2 separate regions of the Homo sapiens genome follow, and region 2 is linked to region 1. A link is an interaction called in ENCODE POLR2A ChIA-PET data of the cell type or tissue named here. Cell type or tissue: PC-9. All regions are shown on one strand. Links, peaks and the distances in the headings refer to the core of each region. The heading gives the core; the rest is flanking DNA. Region 1 has its middle 13 kb from the start of CDC42EP1. Region 2 overlaps TRIOBP (TRIO and F-actin binding protein).

Region 1 (5,363 bases), core at 86-5,085:
AATTAATAATAATGTTTCCTAACTGGAATTGGGTGCACACTAGTGCCAGGTGCTTTCTAAAATATAAATTAATTAATTTCATCCACCAGTAGCCCTCTGGGGCAATTATTTTTAGCTCCATCTTACAGAGGGGGAAACTGAGGCCAGGGGAGTTCATAACTCACCCAAGGTTACACAGCTGGAAATTTGGAAGAGCCAAGACTCTCTTCCCCACCACAGAACAGCCTGTGCGAGCCGCCCCAGCGCCTGGAGGCACCGACCCAGAGCGGGTCTCACAAGGCTGAAAACCTGGGGTCTTCCCAGGGCAGTAGGGCGGCTTCATGGAACTAGAGGCTGTAGTCCCAGTCCCAGTCCCCAGGCCCTTCCCCTCGCCAAGTCTGCATAGCCACATCAAATTGTGGTGGTTCCTTTACCAGGCTCCCCTCTGCCTTCCTGCCTGGGGCAAAAGAGGGCGCTCCAGAGCCACAGAAAGTCCACTGGGACAAATGACCTCATCCTTCCACCCCAGCCCTCCACTCCCTAAAACCTCCCCTCCTTCCCTCACCTGTGCCTTTCTCCAACCCTATCATGTCACTAGCACTTCTCTAGAAGTGCCATGCCTTTGGCCAGGTTGTTTCCTGGGCCAGGCACACTCTTTCACAATTTTAGGCTTCTATATTGAGAGGGTGGCCTCCTTCCTCCAGGAAGCCCTCCCTGGCTGCCTCCTCTGAGCTAGCTAGCTCCAATGTGCCCCCACGGCCTCTGGGGGATGACTGCCCCAAGCATCAACCATGTTGTGCCCTAAGGGGCTGGGGTCCGGGAGGGGAGACGAGGACAGGGGTCACCTACCTCCTTTTGGGTTAGGTGAGGGAGCGTGTGGGGGATGGGGCAGGCCTCCCTCTGCCCGGCCTCTTCTGGACCAGCGACCCTGACCCTCAGGCCCTCGGTCAATACCCATTGGGCAACTACAGGATCGATCGGCTGGGGCTGCCTGGAGGGGGAGGTAGGCAGGGTTGTTTGCTTCCCCAGGGGCACCTTTGGCCAGCCCCACCCCTCCGTGGAGGTCTCCCCTGCCGGTCTCAGCCTCTTGACGTCCTCACCCCTCCTCTGGGATTGTGCAGGCAGCGGGGGGAAAAAGAGGGAGGCAGCAGCAGATGGGGGCTGACCCGGGAGCTGGCTCAACGCCCTGCCCTAGGGATGGAGAGACTGAGGCCGCCAGAGCCTGGTCAAGCCAGAGCTGAAGCCTCCGGCCCCAGCGGGACGGGAAGGAATCTGGTCTCCTCCTTCCTGGCTCCCTCAGCCCCGCCCCCATCAGAGCTGGGGAGGCCCCGGGATGGGAGGAGAGGACTGGGGCGGGGCACCCAGACTTGGAGTGGGGCCTGGAGCCCGGGATGCTTCCTGCGGACCTTCAACTCCCACATTCCAGGCTGTTCCCAAGACTCCTCGCTCCTCCTCCCTTCTCTACCCATCCCGTGTTGCGGGCGGGGGCGCGGGTGTTAGTGGCCAGGGTCTGAGCTAGCTGCCTGGGGCCTGTGGGGGTACTCGGGGGCCCCTCCTAGGGAGGGATTAGATCTACACTAGAGGGGCTGCCCTGGAGGCCTGTCCAAGCACCACCCAAGGGTACTTGTGATTGTCGTAAACAGGAAGCCCCCCTTTCCCCACCGCACCATGTAGACAGGCCCTGTGTGTCCAGACGCTGCGCTCTGGAGGCCGGGGGCTCTTGACCTCCCCGGCTGCGTTTCCTGTTAGCTGAGCCAGAGGAGAAAGAAGGGGACTGAAATGGGCTGGACAGGGGAGGTGCCTCAGGGAGTGAGAGCAGAAGGGGAAAGAGCCAAGGAGTGAAAGGCCAGAGCTGCCTGGCACACAGTAGGTGGTCAATAGTCTGTGGCCTGAGGTTGGGTAAGAAGGGAGGGGCCCCTCTGAGGAGAGCCATACAGTTGCCGGGAAGAGTGGAGGATTCACCCCACTGCCACCAAGGCCTGGCACATAGTAGGTGCTCAGGAAATATTTGAGATCCATGTTTAGAGTAGGCCGGGAGGAGGCGTTCTTGGAAGAGAGCAGTGTTTCTGGAGAAGAAAATGAGGCCACCCCGGCCTTGCAGCCCGCTGCGGGCTCAGCATTCCCCCACCGTCCCTGTCTGGCCCCCGCCCCGCCCTGTGGCTGCCTGGGCCAGGCCACTGTCTCAAGGCCCTTTATTTTTAAAATCCCTGCGGTGTTCCTGCCCCAAGACTAAGGAGCAGTGCCAGCCAACAGCTCAGCCTGCGGCCTGGGCTCAGGGCCTAAAGGCGCCAGGGGTGGGGCATCTGGCCACCCCACAGCTGCTGGCCCAGCCGGCCTGCCTGAGCAGGGTGAGGAGGCCCCTGGAATGCCCCCACCCTGGGCCCGAGGCATTAGTCCTTAGTCCCTGGTGAAGGGACAGAGGCCCACAAGGGTGGCAAGCAGGCTTTGCATGTTGAATATAGTAGCTTGTTCCTCCCACATCTTCCAAACAAATACGGGCACAGCACCTACTGTGTGTAAGGAGGAGGCGCGAGCTGGACCTCGTGGGGTGACAAAGGGGTGAGACATGCTTTCTCTTTTCCAGGGAGTCAGGGCCTGCAGAGGAAACAGGCATCGCAGTTGTGGGCATTTCTTGAAAGAGCCACGGACTGGAATCTAAGAGGCCTCTGGGCCCCAGTCCTGGCTCCATCCCTTCCCAGCTGTGTGGACTTGGGCAAGGCATTTGGTCTCTCTAAGCTTCTCTACAAAGGAAAACAATCACAGCTACCATGGAAGGCTGCTGTCTGTCACTAGACACAGCGATGAGCAACGCAGTCACCATCCCTGCCCTCACGGAGGTTAATGTCATGGGGGAAGGTGGTCCCCTGAACAAGGTCATGGCAGTCACCAGAGGCACAGAGCAGCAGCACGGAAGGGAGGGTGCTGGGGGGCAGGGGTGGGAGAGAACTTAATTTATGTGTTTTGGTTTTTTGAGACAGAGTTTTCGCTTTTTCTGCCCAGGCTGGAGGCAATGGCATAATTTCGGCTACCGCAACCTCCACCTCCCGGGTTCAAGTGATTCTCCTGCCTCAGCCTCCCGAGTAGCTGGGATTACAGGCACACACCACCACACCCGGCTGATTTTTGTGTTTTTAGTAGAGACAGGGTTTCACCATGTGGGCCAGCCTGGTCTCGAACTCCTGACCTCAGGCGATCTGCCCACCTCAGCCTCCCAAAGTGTTGGGATTACAGGCATGAGCCACCACGCCCAGCCAAGAACTTAGTTTAGATCCCTGGTCCCGTAGGCCCCTGAGGAGGGGACGTTTGAGCCGAGCAGAAAACAGCCTCTCACTTATCTGGGAAAAGAGTATTCTCTGCAGAAGAAAGAGTATTCTCTGCCAGGGCCCTGAGGCAGCAGGTGACAGGTATAGAAATGAAAGGACTTTGTAAACCCTTGAGGGCTGTGCGCCTGGCAGGAGGTGCTATTATTATTATTATTATTTGTTTTTTTGAGAAGGAATCTCACTCTGTCGCCCAGGCTGGAGTGCAGTGGCGCAATCTCAGCTGCAAGCAACGCCTCTCGGTTTCACGCCATTCTCCTGCCTCAGCCTCCTGAGTAGCTGGGATTACAGGCACCTGCCACCACGCCCGGCTAACTTTTTTGTATTTTTTTAGTAGAAACGGGGTTTTACCATGTTAGCCAGGATGGTCTCGATCTCCTGACCTTGTAATCCACCCACCTCGGCCTCCTAAAGTGCTGGGATTACAGGCGTGAGCCACCACACCCAGCCTATTATTATTTGTTTGTTTTTTTTTTTTGAGACGGAATCTCGCTCTGTCGCCCAGGCTGGAGTGCAGTGGTGCAATCTCAGCTCACTGCAACCTCTGCCTCCCAGGTTCAAGCAATTCTTCTGTCACAGCCTTCAGAGTAGCTGGGATTACAGGTAAGCACCACCACGCCCAACTAACTTTTGTATTTTTAGTAAAGACGGGGTTTCACCATGTTGGCCAGGCTGGTCTCTAACTCCTGACTTTGTGATCCGCCCACCTCGGCCTCCCAAAGTGCTGGGATTACAGGTGTGAGCCACCGCGCCCGGCCAGGAGGTACTATTATTGTCAGTGTCACTATGTCAAGCGGGGAGGAGGCAGGGATGTCAGGCAGATCACACCACAGCTAAGAGCTGCCCCTGAACTCCCCTTCCCTTCACTTGCTCCCCTAGAGAATGCCAGGCTGGCCAGCCAGCATGTGTGGGCCTTTGCCCTACAAAGGGAGTTCACTCCGGCCCAACTCGTTTTTGCCTTTGATCCTCCCAACAGCTGTGGAGTAAGGCAGGCAGGGTATATTATCACATATACCCATTTGATGGATGGGGAAACTGAGGTGGGGTGCAGGATGGTGGGGGTGTCTCACTAAGATCACCCAGCTCATTCATGGCAAAGCTGGCCAGGTGTAGTGGCTCATGCCTGTAATCCCAACACTTTGGGAGGCTGAGATGGGAGGATCACTTAAGCCCAGGAGTTCGAGACCAGCCTGGGCAACATAGCAAGCCCATGTCTCTACAATAATTTAAAAAATTAGCCGAGCTGAGCATGGTGGTATGCATCTGTGGTCCTAGCTACTCAGGAAGCTGAGGCGGGAGGATCGCTTGAGCCCAGGAGGTCGAGGCTGCAGTAAGCCATATTCATGCCACTGTACTCCAGCCTGGGCGACAGAGCAAGACCCTGTCTCAAAAAAAAAAAAAAAAAAAAAAAAAAAAAGACCAAGCTGAGCCGTGCAACCAAGTAGCCCAGTTCCCAGGCTAATCCATTTGCTCTGAGGTGGTCCCTTGGGAAGCCATCCTTGACTCCCCCCAAAAAACATTTCCTGCTTCACCCCAGCATCTGTCCCAGCACCCACAAACCAGATGAGCTTCTTTCCAGCACACAGACTCCACCAGGAGGTGCCAGCCACCCCTCAGGCTCCAGCCAGAGAAGAATGTGGCCTGACCCTCCCCGTGGGAGCTCTGGCCAGCAGGCCTTGGCAGAAGTGAGGCCGGCTGAGTCAACAAGAGGCTGGCAGGGGCTCAAGCTGCCCACTGAGGGGGAGTCAGAGACCCAGAGGGGGCTGCCTATTCTCCAACTCTCACTCTCTGCGAGATCCCCCCTCCTGCTTGGTAGGCGCCAGCCAGCCTGGTTAACCCCTGCAGACCCAATCGAGGAATGGCCTGGTGAGAATCCACTGTCAATCTCCTTTGGAACGGTGGTGTGGGACTTCAGGTAGGTCGCTTCACCTCTCTGGGCAGTTTTCTTGCCTGTGAGATCCTCCACTTGCCCATGAGGATGTTGTCAGAGTCTTTATGAATTCATAAAGATGACTCTGCACATAAAACCCTAAACCATCGCGTCCCCTCTCTGCAGCCTGGGAG
Region 2 (5,363 bases), core at 169-5,168, 230 kb after region 1:
GGTCTCACCTTGCACCTTCTTCAGGATTTTATATGTGAAGAGATTTTTATATAGATTTTTTTCCTTTTTTTCCAAAACACTTTATACTTTAAAAAAAAAAAAAAAAAGCAATTCCTGGTGGCTGTGTGCCTCCAACCCTGGTCCCCCTCTGTCTCCAGCCACCCTCTGCTTGGGCTTCTGAGCTGGTGGCCCTGGCCCAGAGGTCTGGCGGAGGCCCAGGCAGCAGCCATGGCGGGGTGTCTCTACAGGGGAGAGGCGGGAGCCTGCCACCCTCTTCCTGCCCTACCTCCTACTAACACTTCCTGCCCCATTTGGACCCGTACCATGGGGCTCAGGACAGAGGGAGCTAGCAGCTGGCCTCCATGGCCCCACAGCCTCCTTCGAGGCTGTGCTGGGTGCAGAACCGCCAGAGCCACCCAAAAGGTGTTTCTCTTCTGCTCCCTGAACCTCTTAACTTAATAAAACGTTCCAGCAGCTCTGGTGTCCTAGATGGCTGGCAGAACAGGAATGGAGATTGGGGTTTCTTGAAGTGGCTTCCCCACTCACACCCTACCCACACCCCACCCTTCCTAAAGCAGCGGCCTCTAGGCTTCTGAGGGTGGGGCTGAAAATCCAAGGTCTCCCTTAGTACAGACTGTGACGCCCCCAGTGTGGCTTGCAGGCTAGTGGCAGCGGAAGCATGTGGGAAATAGCAAGTCCAGTCCCACCCCAACCTACTGAACCAGCGTCTGCATTTTAACAGGGTGCCCCAGTGATTCACGTGACCTTCAAAGTCTGAGGAGCCCTGGAGTAGGGCCCAGGGCCCAGGCCTGAGAGAGAGGCCTGGGGCTAAGACTAGCCCTGACCATGACCTTGGGCAAGTCACACCCCTCACTGAGCCTCAGTTTGCTTCTCCATCAAATGGGTGTTTTTCTTTCAGTCCCAGTCCTCTCCTGAGGCTTTTCCCAGAGGTCATGCCCAGCCCTGGGCAGGGGTGAGGGCAGGGTTGTGGCTGCCAGGCACAGGTCCAGCGGGCTGGGAGTCCTCACCATGGCTGGCTGTGCTGATTATGGTTGCATGGGGCTGGGAAGAGGTCCCATTTCTGAGCCACAGAAACAGGCCACATCCAGTAGGGGTCCTGGAAGGCTGTGAGAACCCAGAGGAGACCCTGACCCAGCCTGCAGGTAGAAGACTGCCTTTGGAGGCAGCTTTGAAAGATGACTCTTCCAGATGGAAGAATCAGGAAGGGCCTTCCCACGTGGAGGCACCAGCAGGAGCAAACGTCCCTGGTGTGTTCAGGCAAAGAGCCACAGGAGAGTGACCTCGTGGAGTGGGAAGAGATTGTTTCCCATTCCCTTGCCAGGGATTGGTTGAGGAATGGACAAGGCTTGCAGTTCACGCAAGCCAGTGAAATGCGAGGGGAAGTCTTGGGAGTGGGGTGGAGGAGGTCATCTGGGAAGGGTGTCCTTGGTCTTAAAAAGAGGCACAAGAGGCCGGGCGCGGTGGCTCTTGCCTATTATCCTAGCACTTTGGGAGGCCAAGGCAGGGGGATCACTTGAGGTCAGGAGTTCGAGACCAGCCTGGCCAACATGGTGAAACCCCGTCTCTACTAAAAATACAAAAAATTAGCCAGACGTGGTGCCAAGCACCTGTAATCCCAGCTACTCAGGAGGCTGAGGCAGGAGAATCACTTGAACCCAGGAGGCAGAAGTTGCAGTGAGCCAAGATCGCGCCACTGCACTCCAGCCTGTGTGACAAGGGCGAAACTCCATCTCAAAAAAAAAGGGGGAGGGTGGCGCAAGGAGAGGACACCTCTCTCCTGGCCCTGTCGCCATCTTCCCTCATCAATAGCTAAAAATGGCAAAGAAGAAAGAGCCAGGACCCCGTGCCATCAAATCCTCCGGCCTTGTGCTGCCCTGTCTCGGCACTGCTTGCCTTAGGAGATCAGGAGTGTTCCTAGCCACTGGGAGATGGGATGCCTGCCACTGGCAGCTCTGCCGTCCATCCTCACCATCCCACCGTCCCCCCAAGACAGCTCTCCATCCCATCCTCTGCCTCCCTTCTAGCCTCAACCTAACTCAGGGCTCCCCCGTCTCACACCTGGGTTGCAGGAACATCCTCTTCACCAACCCCCCTCCCATCCCTCCTCAGGGCTGCCTAGGGCAGCTACAAAAACCAGGCCAGCCTCTGAAAGGTGCTCCACATCTCATTAAAAACCGTGAAATCGCACTGCCCCACTATCAGAATAGCTCAGAGGAGAAGGTCTGCCAGTACCAAGTGCTGGTGGGGATACGGAGAAGAGCAGCTCCCAGGCGCTGCTGGTGCAAATGTGCTTTGTTGCACCCACGGCAGGAAACTGACCAGCTTCTCATCAAGTTAAATACGCATCTACCCTATGGCCTAGCATTTCCACTCTTGCTTACACATCCAGGAGAAATGAGTCCTTACATGCACAAAAGGATGAGTACCGTAATACTCACATCAGCAAATAAACAATACAGCTGTGTGTCAGTAGTAGAATGAATAAATTGTGGTCGATTCATACGTTAGAATACAGCAATTTAAAAACAACTGCTACACACAAAAATGTTGGTGAATCTTTCAGACACAATGTTGAGCAAAAATAGCCACAGAAGAGTGTAAGGCTGTACGATTTTATTTAGGTGAGGTTCAAGAACAGACAAAACACGGTGATAGTGGTCAGAAGAGCGGGTACCTCTGAGCTGAGGGCATTGACCAGCAGTGGGCAAAAGGGAACATTCTGATCCCAGAAATGTTCTATATCATGGTCTGGGTTGTGGTCACGTGGGTACATACAGATGTAAAAATTCACCATGCCGGCCAGGCATAATCCCAGCACTTTGGGAGGCCAAGGTAGGTGGATGACCTGAACTCAGGAGTTCCGAGACCAGCCTGGCCAACATGGCGAAACCCCGTCTCTACTAAAAATACAAATAATTAGCCGGGCTTGCTGGCGCATGCCTGTAATCCCAGCTACTCGGGAGGCTGAGGCAGGAAAATTGCTTGAACCCGGGAGGCGGAGGTTGTAGTGAGCCCAGATCGCGCCATTGCACTCCAGCCTGGATGACACAGCGAGACTTTGTTTAAAAAAAAAAAAAAATGCCACGCCTTGCACTTACGATTTGTTCATTTTTACTATGTGTGAATCACGTCTCAATGGTGCAGGGGGTGGGAAGAAGCCTGCTTTACAAAAGAATAAGCCAGGGTTCCAGCAGGCTCCCAGATGAGCCACCTGGGAAATGGCCCTGTCACCGCGGCCGCAGGGAATTTGACCAAAACCACGTGGTTTGGCTGCAAGTTCTGGTCAACTGCTTCAGGCAGCCAGGCATGTGCTCTGTAAAGAAAACAAACTGGTTTCAGATGAACCTGCCAGGTCAAACCCTACCTGCTGCCTCCAGCTGGCTAGGTGAGCCTTACTGAGTCACATCTCTCTCTGGGCTTTACTTCCTCTTCTGATAAATGGGAACAATAACGTCTACCCCAGAGGACTGTGTAGGTGTTAAATTACCAACTGTTTCAGTTATCTATTGCTGTGTCGCCAACAACCACATATGTAATGGCCTAGAATACCACTTTTTAAATATTCATGGTCCTGTGGGTTGACCTGGCTCAACCTCTTTGTGTCTTTTTTTGAGATAAAGTCCCGCTCTGCCGCCCAGGCTGGAGTGCAGTGGTGTGATCTCGGCTCACTGCAACCTCTGCCTCCTGGCTTCAAGTGATTTCCTGCCTCAGCCTCCCAAGTAGCTGGGATTACAGGTGCCCGCCACCACGCCCAGCTAATTATTTATGTTTTTAGTAGAAATGGGGTTTCACCACATTAGCCAGGCTGGTCTCAAACTCCTGACCTCAAGTAATCCACCCACCTTGGCCTCCCAAAGTGCTGGGATTACAGGCGTGAGCCACCGTGCCCGGCCTGGACATCTTTCTCCACATGGCCACTTCACGGGGCTAGCTTGGGCTCCTTACAGCATAGTGGACTTGGGACAATCTGACTTCCTACATTGTGGTTGACTTCCCCCTAGAAGAGGAGTTCTGGCCAGGTACAGTGGCTCACGACTGTATATCCAGCACTTCAGGAGCCCGAGGCAGGAGGATCACTTGAGGCCAAGAGTTAGTTCGAGACTAGCCTGGGCAACACAGCAAAACCTCGTATCTACAAGAAATTAAAAAAACAAAAAAACAATAGCCAAGCAGCCCGGGTGAGGTGGCTCACACCTGTAATCCCAGCACTTTGGGAGGCCGAGGCAGGCAGATCACCTGAGGTCAGGAGTTCGAGACCAACCTGATCAACATGGAGAAACCCCATCTCTACTAAAAATACAAAATTAACCAGGCATGGTGGCATGCACCTGTAATCCCAGCTACTCAGGAGGCTGAGGCAGGGAAATCACTTGAACCTGGGAGGCGGAGGTTGCAGTGAGCTGAGATTGCGCCACTGCACTCCAGCCTAGGGAACAGAGTGAGACTCCTTCTCAAAACAAAAGCCAGGCATGGTGATGCATGTGCCTGGAGTCCCAGCTACTTGGGAGGCTGAGGCAGGATGATTGCTTGAGCCCACGAGTTGGAGGTTGCAGTGAACTGTGATTGCTGCCACCGCACTCCAGCCTGGGCAACAGAGTGAGACCCATCTCTAAAAAAATAAAAACAATAAAAAGTAAAGGGAGCCTCAACAGCCCCAAGTGGAACCTACGAGCTTCTTATGAATTTGGCTTGGAGGTGCTGCAGCATCCCTTCCATCACTTTAGTCAAAAATGAGTCGCACAGCCAGCCCAGGTCCAATGGGAGAGGCGGCAGCAGGGCCTGAGCGCCGGAGGTGTGGTTCACTGGCAGCCATCTTTTTCCTCTGTTTCTGCTTCAGCTACACCCCAGCTCCTCTTTAGTCCCCTATGTGGAATTCTCATTTTCTTCCCAGCCCTCTGATGTGCTTCCCTGGAGTCTGTCCTCAGCAATCCTCTGTTCTCTCGTGAAGACTTATTTATTTACTTACTTAGAGACGGAGTCTCACTCTGTCTCCCAGTCTGGAATGCAATGGCACAATCGGCTCACTGCAACATCCACCACCCAGGTTCAAGGGATTCTCCTGCCTCAGCCTCCTGGGTAGCTGGGACTACAGGCAGCCGTCACCACACCTGGCTAATTGTTGTATTTTTAGTAGAGACAGGGTTTTACCATGTTGGCCAGGCTGGTCTCGAACTCCTGACCTCAAGTGATCCCCCTGCCTCGGCCTCCCAAAGTGCTGGGGTTACAGGCGTGAGCCACCATGCCCGGCCTCTTGTGAAAACTTGATCTCTCATCCTTGGCTTTTGTTACTGTCTGTGCTAACCATCCACATCTGTCTCCAGCCCAGACCTTTTCCATGAACT

The links. ChIA-PET counts read pairs that join two places held together with the same protein. Peaks named below come from ENCODE experiments on the same cell type or tissue, not always from the same donor. Only the 100,000 strongest peaks of a DNase experiment are listed, where the experiment ranks them.
Region 2: POLR2A ChIA-PET joins it to region 1 with 7 read pairs; 1 of 35 experiments calls an interaction of 5 or more read pairs at or near these places.

The regions. Positions count from the first base shown.
Region 1 is chr22:37,544,871-37,550,233 of GRCh38, forward strand. No RefSeq gene overlaps it. Among named protein-coding and RNA genes, the nearest start is that of CDC42EP1, 13 kb to the right of the region's middle. In PC-9, for the core only: CTCF peaks have their summits at 443 (motif pointing right) and 4,875 (motif pointing right); DNase peaks (open chromatin) are centred at 471, 2,301 and 4,921; H3K27ac peaks cover 1,649 bases.
Region 2 is chr22:37,774,034-37,779,396 of GRCh38, forward strand. It overlaps TRIOBP (TRIO and F-actin binding protein), which reads left to right. Exons shown (of 24, transcript NM_001039141.3): 24 at 1-2,523. Among named protein-coding and RNA genes, the nearest start is that of H1-0, 29 kb to the right of the region's middle. In PC-9, for the core only: no CTCF peak of the experiment used is centred there; a DNase peak (open chromatin) is centred at 3,288; H3K4me3 peaks cover 644 bases; H3K27ac peaks cover 3,486 bases.